Linked DNA regions of Homo sapiens: region 1 is linked to region 2. A link is a contact called in ENCODE Hi-C or POLR2A ChIA-PET data. All regions are on one chromosome and are shown on one strand. The core of a region is the stretch at or near the end of the contact, and the rest is flanking DNA. Distances in the headings are between cores, read along the strand shown. Region 1 holds the start of CRYBG1 (crystallin beta-gamma domain containing 1). Region 2 overlaps RTN4IP1 (reticulon 4 interacting protein 1).

The links. Hi-C counts contacts between places; a loop is a spot of excess contacts on that map. ChIA-PET counts read pairs that join two places held with the same protein, here RNA polymerase II (POLR2A). Pooled maps may share reads with other maps.
Region 1: a map of Ramos shows a loop between it and region 2 (2.4-fold over the local background). The contact joins the promoter of CRYBG1 here to the enhancer-like site in region 2. A Hi-C loop is called at or near these places in 27 of 168 maps with a recorded cell type or tissue (CD14-positive monocyte, CD8-positive, alpha-beta T cell, GM11168 and 21 more), 2 of 37 single-sample maps with no recorded cell type and 23 of 50 pooled maps. POLR2A ChIA-PET finds 5 or more read pairs at or near these places in 2 of 52 experiments (HCT116 and OCI-LY7).

What each region holds. Positions count from the first base shown.
Region 1 is chr6:106,357,842-106,363,570 of GRCh38, forward strand. CRYBG1 (crystallin beta-gamma domain containing 1) reads left to right here and starts at 2,876. Exons shown (of 22, transcript NM_001371242.2): 1 at 2,876-3,240. The coding sequence starts at 3,068. RefSeq lists silencers at 2,677-2,886, 2,907-2,986 and an enhancer at 2,882-3,748.
Region 2 is chr6:106,573,584-106,579,633 of GRCh38, forward strand. All of the region lies in intron 8 of RTN4IP1 (reticulon 4 interacting protein 1), which reads right to left. Among named protein-coding and RNA genes, the nearest start is that of RTN4IP1, 53 kb to the right of the region's middle. RefSeq lists an enhancer at 1,722-2,242. Within about 2 kb of position 1,313, at least 9 of the 41 ENCODE cell types and tissues checked have a DNase peak (open chromatin) inside an H3K27ac peak, as active enhancers do; they include CD14-positive monocyte, HCT116 and gastrocnemius medialis, where a contact is called at or near this core.

The DNA.
Region 1 (5,729 bases), core at 1,626-4,125, 210 kb before region 2:
AAGTTACTGAACGTAGAAATATTTTTGAGTGTGCATAAAGATTTCTTCTTGTCCCTTTTCCCCCTTTTCTTCTCTTTTCCCTTCTTCCCTTTCCCTTTTCTTTGCCTTTTCTTACTGTTCCCTTTGCCCTTTAAGGTTCAATCCAAGGGCCATCTTCATAGTAAATCTTTACTGACCACTCCCCTTCCTCCCTTCCAAACTACCACGCTAAGTTAGTAACTTTTCTAAACTCCCCTAATACCTTGTACATACCACCACTGATTCTTTTAGCCTTTGATGTGTGTTTGTGTACATATATATGTATATCACATGATATATATATCAGATGATTTTATATATATATATATATATATATATATATATATATATATATATATATGATATAATCTATGCATCTGTCATTGCCTCCTCCCCCAAGTCAGGGCCTGGCACATAATTAGTACAGTACTCAATAAGTTCAATAACTGTTTCTTGAGGAAATATAAATTAAAACTGCAATGTGATACCACCACATCCCCATCAGAATGGCCACAATGAAAAGGATTGTTAATATCAAGTGTTGATGAAGATATTGAAAAACTGGAAATTTCAAACATGCTAGAAAGAATATAAATGGGAAACTTTTTTGGCAGAATTCACTAAAGCTGAACATATGCATATTGTATTACCCAACGATTGAACTTCCGGGTATAAGTATCCAACAGAAATGAATGTGTACATCTCAGAAGGTTCATATCAATTTTATTCATAATAGCCCCAAACTGGAAACAACCTAATGTCCATCCACAATAATGGATAAATGAATTGTGGCATATTCATATCATGGAACAGTATACAATAATTTTTTTAAATGAAAAACTGCTATGGGTCAGGTGCAGGGGCTCACCCCTGTAATCTCAACACTTTGGTGGGAGGCTGAGGCGGACAAGTCACTTGAGCTCAGGAGTTCGAGACCAGCCTAGGCAACATGGAAAAACCCAGTCTCTACAAATGTACCCCCTCCAAAAAAAAAAAAAAAGCCCGGTCCTGTGGTGTGTGCCTGTAGTCCTGGCTGCTCAGGAGGCTGAGGTGGGACGATCACTTGTGCTCAGGTGGTCAAGGCTGCAGTGAGTGCAGTGAGAGGTGATGGTAACAGTGTACTCCTACCTGAGTGACAGAGTGAGACCCTGTCTCAAACAAAACAAGACAAAAAACTGCTACAATATAAGCAACAATATAGATGATTTTCACCGACTAATATTGAGCAAAGCAAACCAGAAACAGAGTACATATTGTGATTTTCCACTAAAATGAAATTCCAGAAAAGGTCAAATTAATCTCCAGCAAAAGAGGATGAAATAATGGTTAACTTTTACAGGTGGGAGGGGTAATGTACTGGAAGAGGACAGTAGGGAGATTTTTAAAGTTTTGAAAGTATTCTATATTTTTATAATCATATATATTTACCTATTATTATTATTTGAGACATAGTCTCATCCTGTTGCTCAGGCTGGAGTGCAGTGGCGCCATCTCGGCTCACTGCAACCTCTGCCTCCTGGGTTCAAGCGATTCTCATGTCTCGGCCTCCCGAGTACCTGGGATTACAGGCGCACCTCCACCACCACGCCCAGCTAATTTTTTTTTTGTATTTTTAGTAGAGAAGGGGTTTCACCATGTTGGCCAGGCTGGTCTCAAACTCCTGACTTCAAGTGATCTGCCTGCCTCGGCTTCCCAAAGTGCTGGGATTACAGGCGTGAGCCACCGCTCCTGGCCTATAATCATACATTTAAAAGCCACATACGGAAGAATTTTCTAGGACAATGTCAACTCTCCATTAAAAAACTTTTCACACCCCAACCACATAAATATGTAAAAATTTGAGTTTTACCCTTATGATTTGTGCATTTTACTGTCTATAAATTACATCTTGATAAAAATGTAAATAAAAACAAATAAAAATGAATGTTCCTTGAATGAGTGAATAAACGAATGAATGAGTTGTGTTTTCAAAGAGGAAAATAAAGACATTACCGTGAAAGAGGATCTTGTACTGCATTGAATTTTTAAGTAGTGCTTAGTTCTTGCACTTTCTTTGCTCTAATGATGCCCAAAATAATTGTTCGTTTACTTACTTTGCTTAAGTATTAATTTCCTTTGCTATTTAGCCACGACTGTGAAGTTAAGACAAGAAAGTCATCAACAGTAATGCAGATGATGTAAATACCTTGTGGGACTGGCATTTAATTTACTGCGAGGGATCTATTAAGCTCTTGGGGAATTGGGGAATATGCCTAATTCCCTTCTGGCGTTTTTAATTTTTTTAATCCTTTTGTGTTTTATGAGATGTGAGTACAAATTAATTATTCAGACTCTTGAGAGAGGAGACGAGTTGGCGGAGTTGCCACCCGTGTTCACGAACAGGAACAGAAGCCACCAGCACATGACATTGCCCAAGCCACCCAGAGATCAGAGTGGAAGAGTCCTAATTGCTGGGCGGCCCAGCCCCGGGATGTGCCTCTCCCATCCTTCTCCAGGCGGGGCTCGTGGCTAAGCAGCGACTCACCCTGCCAGCCTGTCACAGGCCAAGAGCGGCCAACAACTCCGCAGGCGACAATGGCCGCTGCACCCCAGGCGCTGTGGAAGCCCGACCCGGCTCTGGGTCCCATCTTAGAGCCTGGGATGCAGTGTCGGGAGTCGCGGTGCCCAGAGCATCCAGTAGGTGTCGCTGTCCCACGGCCGCCGCGCGCCCCCGGGGTGGGGAGCCGGGGCGTGTCTGCCTCACCTGGGGCTCCCGGCGCGAGCGCCTCACCTGGGCTAGCGCCCCTTGCCGCCCGCGCCGCGCGGGGGCGCTCTTCCGCGGCTGGGTCCCCGCCTCCGCCCCAACAGCTCGGGCTGCAGTGCTGCTCGCGCTGCGCTGGGTGCTGGTTCTGCAACCCGCGGCCGTCCCCCCGCATCCGCGACGAGGGGGCGGGGTCCCACGGCGCGCTGAGAAAGGCGGGCGAGCTGGCGCTCAGGTGTGTTCTTCCATAGGGCCCGGGCGGCAGAGAGGACCGCGTCCCGGCAGTCGGAGCGGGAGGAGGACAAGACGATGCCGCTGTCCCCGCCAGCCCAGGGCGACCCCGGGGAGCCCAGCCCGTGCAGGCCCCCTAAGAAGCACACCACCTTCCACCTCTGGCGCTCCAAAAAGAAGCAGCAGCCGGCGCCGCCTGACTGTGGGGTGTTCGTTCCGCACCCGCTCCCGGCGCCTGCCGGAGAGGCCAGGTGAGCTCCTCGCCCGAGCCCTCCAGTCCCACCTCCTCCTCCTCCTCCTTCTCCTGCTGCGCTAGCCCTTGGACTCCTGACCCCACTTGGAGGAGGGGAAAGCCCCGGGGTCTGTTTCAGTCCGCAGGAGGGTACCCGGGTCCGGAGGGGAGCGATCGTAGCCGCTGGGGTTGACGAGGTTCCTCGCGGCTTTTGGTTCAGACCAAGCACCGGCGAGAGGAACTTGTGCCCACGCATGTGGCCTTTAGTATGACTGCAAAGTTTTCATGCAGGAGCCTCCCGCATCAGCCTGCTAACCAGAGCGGCGGGGAGTGAGGGTTGTTACCGTCCTAAATGATGGCGGGAACTCTGCTTTGGGGTTAGGCACTGCTTTTGAGCTAGTGTCTTTATTGTAAAGCTCTTTATTGTGAATATCTGTAAGATCTGTGCTCTTACAGATGTTATACCCCCATTCTCCTCGCAACATACGAAGGGAGGAGGAAGTGGCAGGAATGGTTACCCCCATTTCATGGGTGGAGGAACTGAGACCAAAGGATAAATGGCTTCTCCCCATTGGAGCCAGTGGCAGAGCTAGAGAGCACCTAGTTATCAAAACTGTAGTTACCATTGTGCTTTTTGATTTTTATCATGGTTTTGAAGTGGTTTTATTCTATATGTATAATTATTCAACTATAGCATCAGAGTTTATGCATTCGTTGAATAATAATCAATTTGAAGTAACAGCGTATTTACATGGCTCAGAGGTGTGAAATATTTATAGTGATGGACAATTGACAATGTCCAGTAAATCCTTCCAAATGTGTTTTTAAAATACACCCTATGAGGGCCAGAATAAAATTGTGCAAAATTTGCATTTTAGACATGGTTTTCCTTTTATTTCTTTCTTTCTTTTTTTTTTTTTTTTTCTGAGACGGAGTCTTGCTCTGTCACCCAGGCTGGAGTGCACTGGCCCAATCCCGGCTCACTGCAAGCTCCACCTCCCGGGTTCACGCCATTCTCCTGCCTCAGCCCCCGAGTAGCTGGGACCACAGGCGCCCGCCACCACGCCCGGCTAATTTTTTGTATTTTTAGTAGAAACGGGGTTTCACCGTGTTAGACAGGATGGTCTCGATCTCCTGACCTCATGATCCGCCCGCCTCGGCCTCCCAAAGTGCTGGGATTACAGGCATGAGCCACCGCGCCCGGCCTCTCCTTTTATTTGTAAAAAAAGTCAATTTTACGATCTATTTTCATTCACTTATTGTATTGAGTACCTTAGCTAAGTGCCATGTACTGCGATATAAAAAACAATGAGAGACAGGAATAATTGTGTCATCAAAGAATTGTTAGTCTCTTGTGGATACCAAAAAATGCAATGATAGATGCCAGCACACAGGAGGGGATCAGGGAGGCTTCCTGGAGGAGGATAGGTGAAGTGGCTTAGGCAGAAACAGGGAGGAGCAGCGAGTTCCAGGCAGGGGCTGCACTGTGCACATCACCAGCACTTAGAAGAGCGTGGCACTTCCTGAGAAGCGCAAGTGGTTGCAGCGGGGAGGTCTAGGTGTGAGTGGGTAAGGGTAGGAAACCTAAGAAAGAAGTCATTTTATTTTTCTCTCATATTTTATCATCCACATTGGTAATCAGTTGTAGTAGAAATATATTACCTATTCAAACGTTTACTGTGCCTAATTATAGATTATACTTTCTAACAAAATACAGTATTTAATGTACCCAACATTGAAGTTCTTTTCTATTACCTCAGTAAATATTTTAAACATTTCCATCGTGGTTTTCCTTTTAAGATCTAGTCTTATCATTTACTGTCTATCAAAACATAATAATACACAGCTATAGGTAATTTATTCAAATGTAAATACATTTTAGTATAAAATTTAAAATAGGAGGCCGGGCGCGGTGGCTCACGCCTGTAATCCCAGCACTTTGGGAGGCCGAGACGGGCGGATCACGAGGTCAGGAGATCGAGACCATCCTGGCTAACACGGTGAAACCCCGTCTCTACTAAAAATACAAAAATTAGCCGGGCATGGTGGCGCGCGCCTGTAGTCCCAGCTACACGGGAGGCTGAGGCAGGAGAATGGCGTGAACCCGGGAGGCGGAGCTTGCAGTGAGTCGAGATCGCGCCACTGCACTCCAGCCTGGGCGACAGAGCGAAACTCCGTCTCAAAAAAAAAAAAAAAAAAAAAAAATTAAAATAGGAGATTTGCTTCTCTCCTTGAGTTTTTTTATATTTTAGTGCAGTCTTGAAACACTTCATTTTTTCCTTCAGAACCGTGATGAACTTCGTATTAATAAATGTTCTGAAAAACTAAACGTACTAGTCTGTCTTTGGGATGTTTTTCTAGTTAGATCATCTTTATAAATATTTCATTTACTTCTAAGAGAGTGTACTTCTTTCTGGTTTAAAGAGAGTGGCAAAAGCACCCTTAGATTTCAAGCCAGTTTGCCCAGTGTGGCTCTCTTAAGCCTCCTGACCATATCCCTTCATTTCT
Region 2 (6,050 bases), core at 63-2,562:
ATTTAATCCCCATAACCATTTTCTGGGGTAAATACTGTTATTCCCATTTTACAGATGAATAAATCAAGGAACAGAGTTAAATAAGTTGCCCTATGTCACACTTCTGATAAATAGCAAGTCAGGATTCAATCTGATGCCATCATCTGCTATCACCATTATGCACTGAGCCTTTCCTATAGCATCTGCTGCTGTCTACACCTACCCCTAAAACCTTAAAGGAAGGGAAAGGTAGCCAAGGACTGTAAGGATTTATCACAGCCTGCATGTTGGCCTGCCTTCCTTGTGCCAGCTGAGGACCTGGTCTCTCGACCCTGTGTCCAGGCCACCAAGATGACAGATGTGTGCTACACGGGTGCCATCCACGCCTATGGAGGACATCACTATTGCTGATCCCCCACAAGCTGAGCATGACCTCAGAATCTTCACCACTGCAGCCACTATTAACTGCTCTGAGCTGGCTTGTGAGACGAAGCCTATTTGTCTTCTATTCTCTCCAAGAATAAGGCAGAGGGCTGTGGTGAGTCCCACTTTAGGGTGGACTGCATTAATGTTGCAGAATGGAATGCATTGATGTTTCTCGGCCCAGTGCAGTGGCTCACATCTGTAATCCCAGCACTTTGGGAAGCCGAGGCAGGCGAATCACCTGAGGTCAGGAGTTTGAGACAGCCTGGCCAACATGGTGAAACCTATCTCCACTAAAAATACAAAAATTAGCTGGGTGTGGTGGTGTGTGTCTGTAATCCCAGCTACTCGGGAGGCTGAGGCATGAGAATTACTTGAACCCGGGAGGTGGAGGTTGCAGTGAACTGAGATCGCGCCACTGCACTCCAGCCTGGGCAACAGAGCGAGACTCTGTCTCCAAAAAAAAAAAAACCAGTTGTTTCCTGTATGTCCCACATGAAACCTGAACCTATCACTCCTCCAAAGCCCCTGGGATGCTGTTTTCAGGATGCTGTTTACCTGGAAAAGGAATCACCTGAATGCATGCCTAAAATGCAGAGTCCAAGGCCTCCTGTTAGAACAACTACATCAGAACCTGTAGGGGGTGGGGCAGAAAAATGCTTCCCCAGTGATCTGTATGCACCCTAAAGTGGGACTCACCCAGCCCTTTGCCTTATTCCTGGAATCCCTAACTTGTACCATGCACATACCCATCCATTCCACAGACTGACAAAGTGCCTGCCTCCTAAGGCACTAAACCAAAACCGGCTGAACTGAATGTTCAATTTAGAGCTCTGACCGGGGACACAGATCCTGAACTGATGACACAGGCAGCTTACAGTTACTGCCCACTTTAATCTGGCTGGTCAGGCCTATTGTGGCAAATAACCCGAGAGGGCTGACCACGGCACAATGAGTCATTCAGCAATTCCCGTAAGTGACAATGGAAAAAAAGGTTTCAAATTGAAGGCAGGCAAATGCCACTGCTGGCTGAATCTGTGACAGCAAACAGAGATTAACTGGATAATGAGACAGTGTCTATGTACAGCCTCACATCAGGCCTAGAATACTTGTTTGTTAAGGACAAAGGGATCAGAGTTAAAATACAGAGGGGGGAAAGAAAGGTTACTCACAGTGAAGTAGGGATGTTTATGTGATGACGCTGCTATAGTCCACCTGGCACAGGGAGCCCTGTTATAAAGCGGGCAGGCTCAACACCATGCTTCCCACTGCGCAGACACACGAGGCTCACAGCCGGCCAGGGACGCTCACAGCAGCAGCCCTCATTCAGTCTTGGATTCATGTGTGGGGTGCTGATTGTGCCTCGCATCCCTGATACAAAGGCTGAACCAAGCCAAGCCCCAAGATTTGGCACCCGCTGCCTGACATCACTTCTGTGAGAACGTAGGGACGACGGGAACCTTAACCTCTCTGGATGTGGCCTTGGAATATTGCTGCTTACAAGACGCTAGGCAAGTCCTCCTTCCTGCTGAGGCAAAAACCCTCTCTAACACTTGAGGCTTCGGAAGACGGTACAGAAAACCTCTCACTACTGCAAGAGCATGAAGCTGCTGGTGGAGAAGGACACTGTCTAGGCAGCCATGGCAGCAGGCAGAGGTTTTCCCTCAATTCCCGTTTTCCCAGTGAGAATCACAAAACAGTAGAGTTAACATATCCGAGTGGGCCTCTTTTGATAGATTAGGAAACTGAAGTGCAAATGATTGAGTGGTAAGTGCAAGGTCAGAGCTGTCAATAGCAGAGCCAAAACAAGGACCCAGGACTCCTAATGTCATTACTGCATGGAATGGATGTAATCTGGGAAGTCACAGTCTATTCCACTTCTTTTCCTAGACCCTTGGCCTCTTCTTCCACCAGGCACAGAGGCTGCAGATCTCAGAGGGTGAGGTGTGTGAGGGGACACTGACAGGTGACAAACACCAAGGAAGACCTAAGGGCTCCTGGTCTGAGTCCAAATCCACACACCTGTGGACAGGCACCAGGACCGCAGTTCCAGCACTACCTCCTGGACAGGTATGCCCCTGACCTCTGTGAAAGGTTCAGTATTTCCTGGGTTGGGGTAAAGGGGAAGAAGGGGACTTAAACTCAGTCTACCTTTAGACAAAAAGAAGACAAAAGGAAGAGGTGAATTTTGCTCTCAGTTGCTGTTTCTCGGAAACTTCCTGCCCCAGATGGCAAACTCAAAACTGGAAGATGGGGTGAGACAGGAGGGGGATGGCAGATGGGGGAACTCTCCAAGGGAGTAAGTGTGCCATTTGGGAAAGCATCAAGGACTTGTCCCTAGGTACCCCTAAAAAATGCACTTCCAACAGCCAGAAGGTGAGAGGAGAAACCCCATATAAATTTCCTCATAGAAACAATTTCAGTAGCATCAGAAAAACCTCAGAAGCATTGAGGCCATGGGATCCATGAGATACTTGCCACATCAGGCAAGGCAGCCCTCTTCCAGTGGTCCTAGGGATTCAGTCCCTAATCACTACATTCTTTCTATGGAGCAAAATCCAGTGGCAATAAAGAACTTAAGGTTTAGAATGTACTTCGTTGCTAAACGAGGGCCCAGCTATTCAAGACGGACCTGGGAAATCACCTACCTCAGAACTCATTACATTTTTCTCGAAAGCTGCAGTGTCCAATATGGTAGCCTCTAGACACGTGACTATTTACGTTAATCAAAAGTAAGTAAATAAAATGAAAAAGTCAGTCTCTCAAGTTGCACTTGCTACATTTCAAGTGCTCAGTGGCTTAGTGGCCACCAAGTGAATACTGCAGACAGAGAACATCTCTATCACTGCACAAAGTTCTAGAGGACAGGCTGCTCAAAAGGTAACTGAGTGTGACCAACACATTTCTCCACCATCTACTGGGTCAAGTAAGTGATAGTGGGCCTTCAGTAAGTGTTCTGAATTGAACTCAAATATGGTGCATAAGAACTATTCTGATGCTGGCTAAAATAAATCAACTGAGAAATCTATATCACTGTTCAACCAAGATGCTTGGCTGGCATCTAAGATTTTGAATATACCTGTGAACATTAAGCTCCTAACATCAGAAGGCTTACTAATTAGATGAAGAATATACATGTATCAATAAACATTCAAAAATATCTTCCTGGCCGTGTGCAGTGGCTCACACCTATAATCTTAGCACTTTGGGAAGCCCAGGCAGGCAGATTGCCTGAGCTCAGGAGTTCAAGACCAGCTTGGGCAACATGGCAAAACCTTGTCTCTACAAAAAATACAAAAAATTTAGCTGGTCAGGGGCATTCCTGTCCAAGAGGTAGTGCTGGGTAGTGCTATATGGGGGGCTGAGGTGGGAGGATCACTTCAGCCCAGGAGGTCAAGGCTGCAGCGAGGTGAGATCACACCACTACACTCCAGCCTGGGTGACAAAGTGAGACCCTGTCTCAAAAAAAAAAAAAAAAAAAAAAAAAGATCTTCCTCCCATACTTGATTTCTAGCCATCTGGTTTCCCACCTCAGGAGCAACCAAGGTTTCTAGTTGCTCTCATAACCTTTTTGAAGTATTTTATGCATTGTGGTAGGCAGAATAATGGCCCCCAAAGATGTTCACATCCTGATTCCCAAAATGTGTGAATATGGCACCTTACATGGCAAAAGGACTTTGCTGGTGTGATTAAGTTAAGGATCCTGAGATGCAGAGATTATCCTGGATTATCCAAGTGGGCCCAGTGTAATCTCAGGGTCCTTATAAGGGGAAGGCAGGAGGGTTAGAGGTCAAAGATTAACAGAAGCAGAGGTTGGAGTGATGTAGCCACAAGTCAAGGGAGGTACAGCCTCTAGAAGCTGGAGAAGGCAAGGAAACAGATCCTCCCGTATAGCCTGCTTCCAGGAGGAATGCAGCCCTGCCCATACATTTGGACTTCTGACCAAAATCTTATTATTATAAGATAATAAATTTGTGCTGTCTTAAGCCACCACATTCATAGTAATTTGTTACTGCAATAGGAAACTAATGCATGCATATATAAGCAAATATGTATAAATATTTTCCTTCAAAACACAGTTACACAGTCCTTCTTAGCAGCAGGTATCATCTGAAGACTGCCTCACCACCACCTCCTCTCAGTCCTGCAAGATACTGAGAAATACAAGATGACAGAGTAAAATACCAAGAACTCAAACTCTAGGTAACAATGTCTGGATGATTATTTAAGCAGAAAACAATGAAGACTGTAGAAGGAACTGTCGTAAGGGTCAAGAGACCTGGGCCCTGCCTATGTGACCTTGAACACATCATTTAATTTCTTAGGGCCTCTGTCCCTTCAAATGTGACATCACAGCAGGATGAGGGATAAAGGGATGAAGACAGTAAACTAGACAAGTGCAAAGCTTTCCTCTTTCCAGTCTGTGAGTATGCTATTCAATGGCATATGCGTGACCTGAATAGAATTTTTGCTATATCTCCTCCCACCAAAAAGTAAGTGTGTTAAATAGTATGAAAACAGGAACTGTTTTTTGTGCTTAGGAGAAAATGCCAATAAACTGTAGGCATGAGGCACGTCAGTACCAACCCAGTACGCTTAAGGGGATAATTATAAATCATTCTTTTTGAGAATGCCCAGAACAGCAGTTTGCAAACTAGTGTCCAAGAGCCCAGGGCTCCTTGGCTGTGTGGAGCAGCTGCGGGGAAAGAACATTTGTCGGGGAGGTCACTCCCTGCCACCATTTCACCAGCAGAGCAGCTCCTCCTCTGCCTATTCTGTAAACTGGAGCTTGGCCTGACTGGGTTTCAGTTAAAAAACATTTAACTTCTAGTTTAAGATAAGGATCGGCAAACTTTTTCTGTAAAGGCCTAAATAGTGAATGTCTTAGGCTTTGCAGGCTTCACATGGTCTAAGTTCTTCTTCTTCTTCTTTTTTTTTTTTTTAACAAATCTTTAAAAATATAAAAACCAGCTGGGCGTGGTGGCTCACGCCTGTAATCCCAGCACATTGGGAGGCCAAGGTGGGTGGATCACGAGGTCAAGAGATTGAGACCAGCCTGGCCAACATGGTGAAACCCTGTCTCTACTAAAAATGCAAAAAATTAGCCGGGCGTGGTGGCAGGCGCCTGTAGTCCCAGCTACTCAGGAGGCTGAGGCAGAAGAATCGCTTGAACCCAGGAGATGGAGGTTGCAGTGAGCCGAGATCGTGCCACTGCACTCCAGCATGGTGACAGAGCAAGACTACATCTCAAAAAAAAAAAAAAGTAAAAACCATTCTTGGCTCAGAGGATGTGCAAAAACAGGCCTCAGACTGAATGTGGCCCACAGGCTGTAGTTTGCCAACCACTTTATCTAAGACATAATGAAAATACTAGGTAACTTAAAATTCAAACTGAAATTGTGCCCAGATAGGATGAATATGGAGTCCTACGACTTGCAATAAGGCTTCGTGATGACAGTCATGTGAAAACAATGCCTAAGACTGGATCTCCAGGAAAAACAGACTGTGAGGTCACCACATATTTAGGAAATTTCAGCTCCTCTTCACTTTTGAGCCTGACAATAGTGAGCACATTAAAGGCAGGAAACCAAAACATTTACTGAGTGCTGCACTGGGAGAAAGCAAAGGTAGGGTTGTTGTTCATAAAG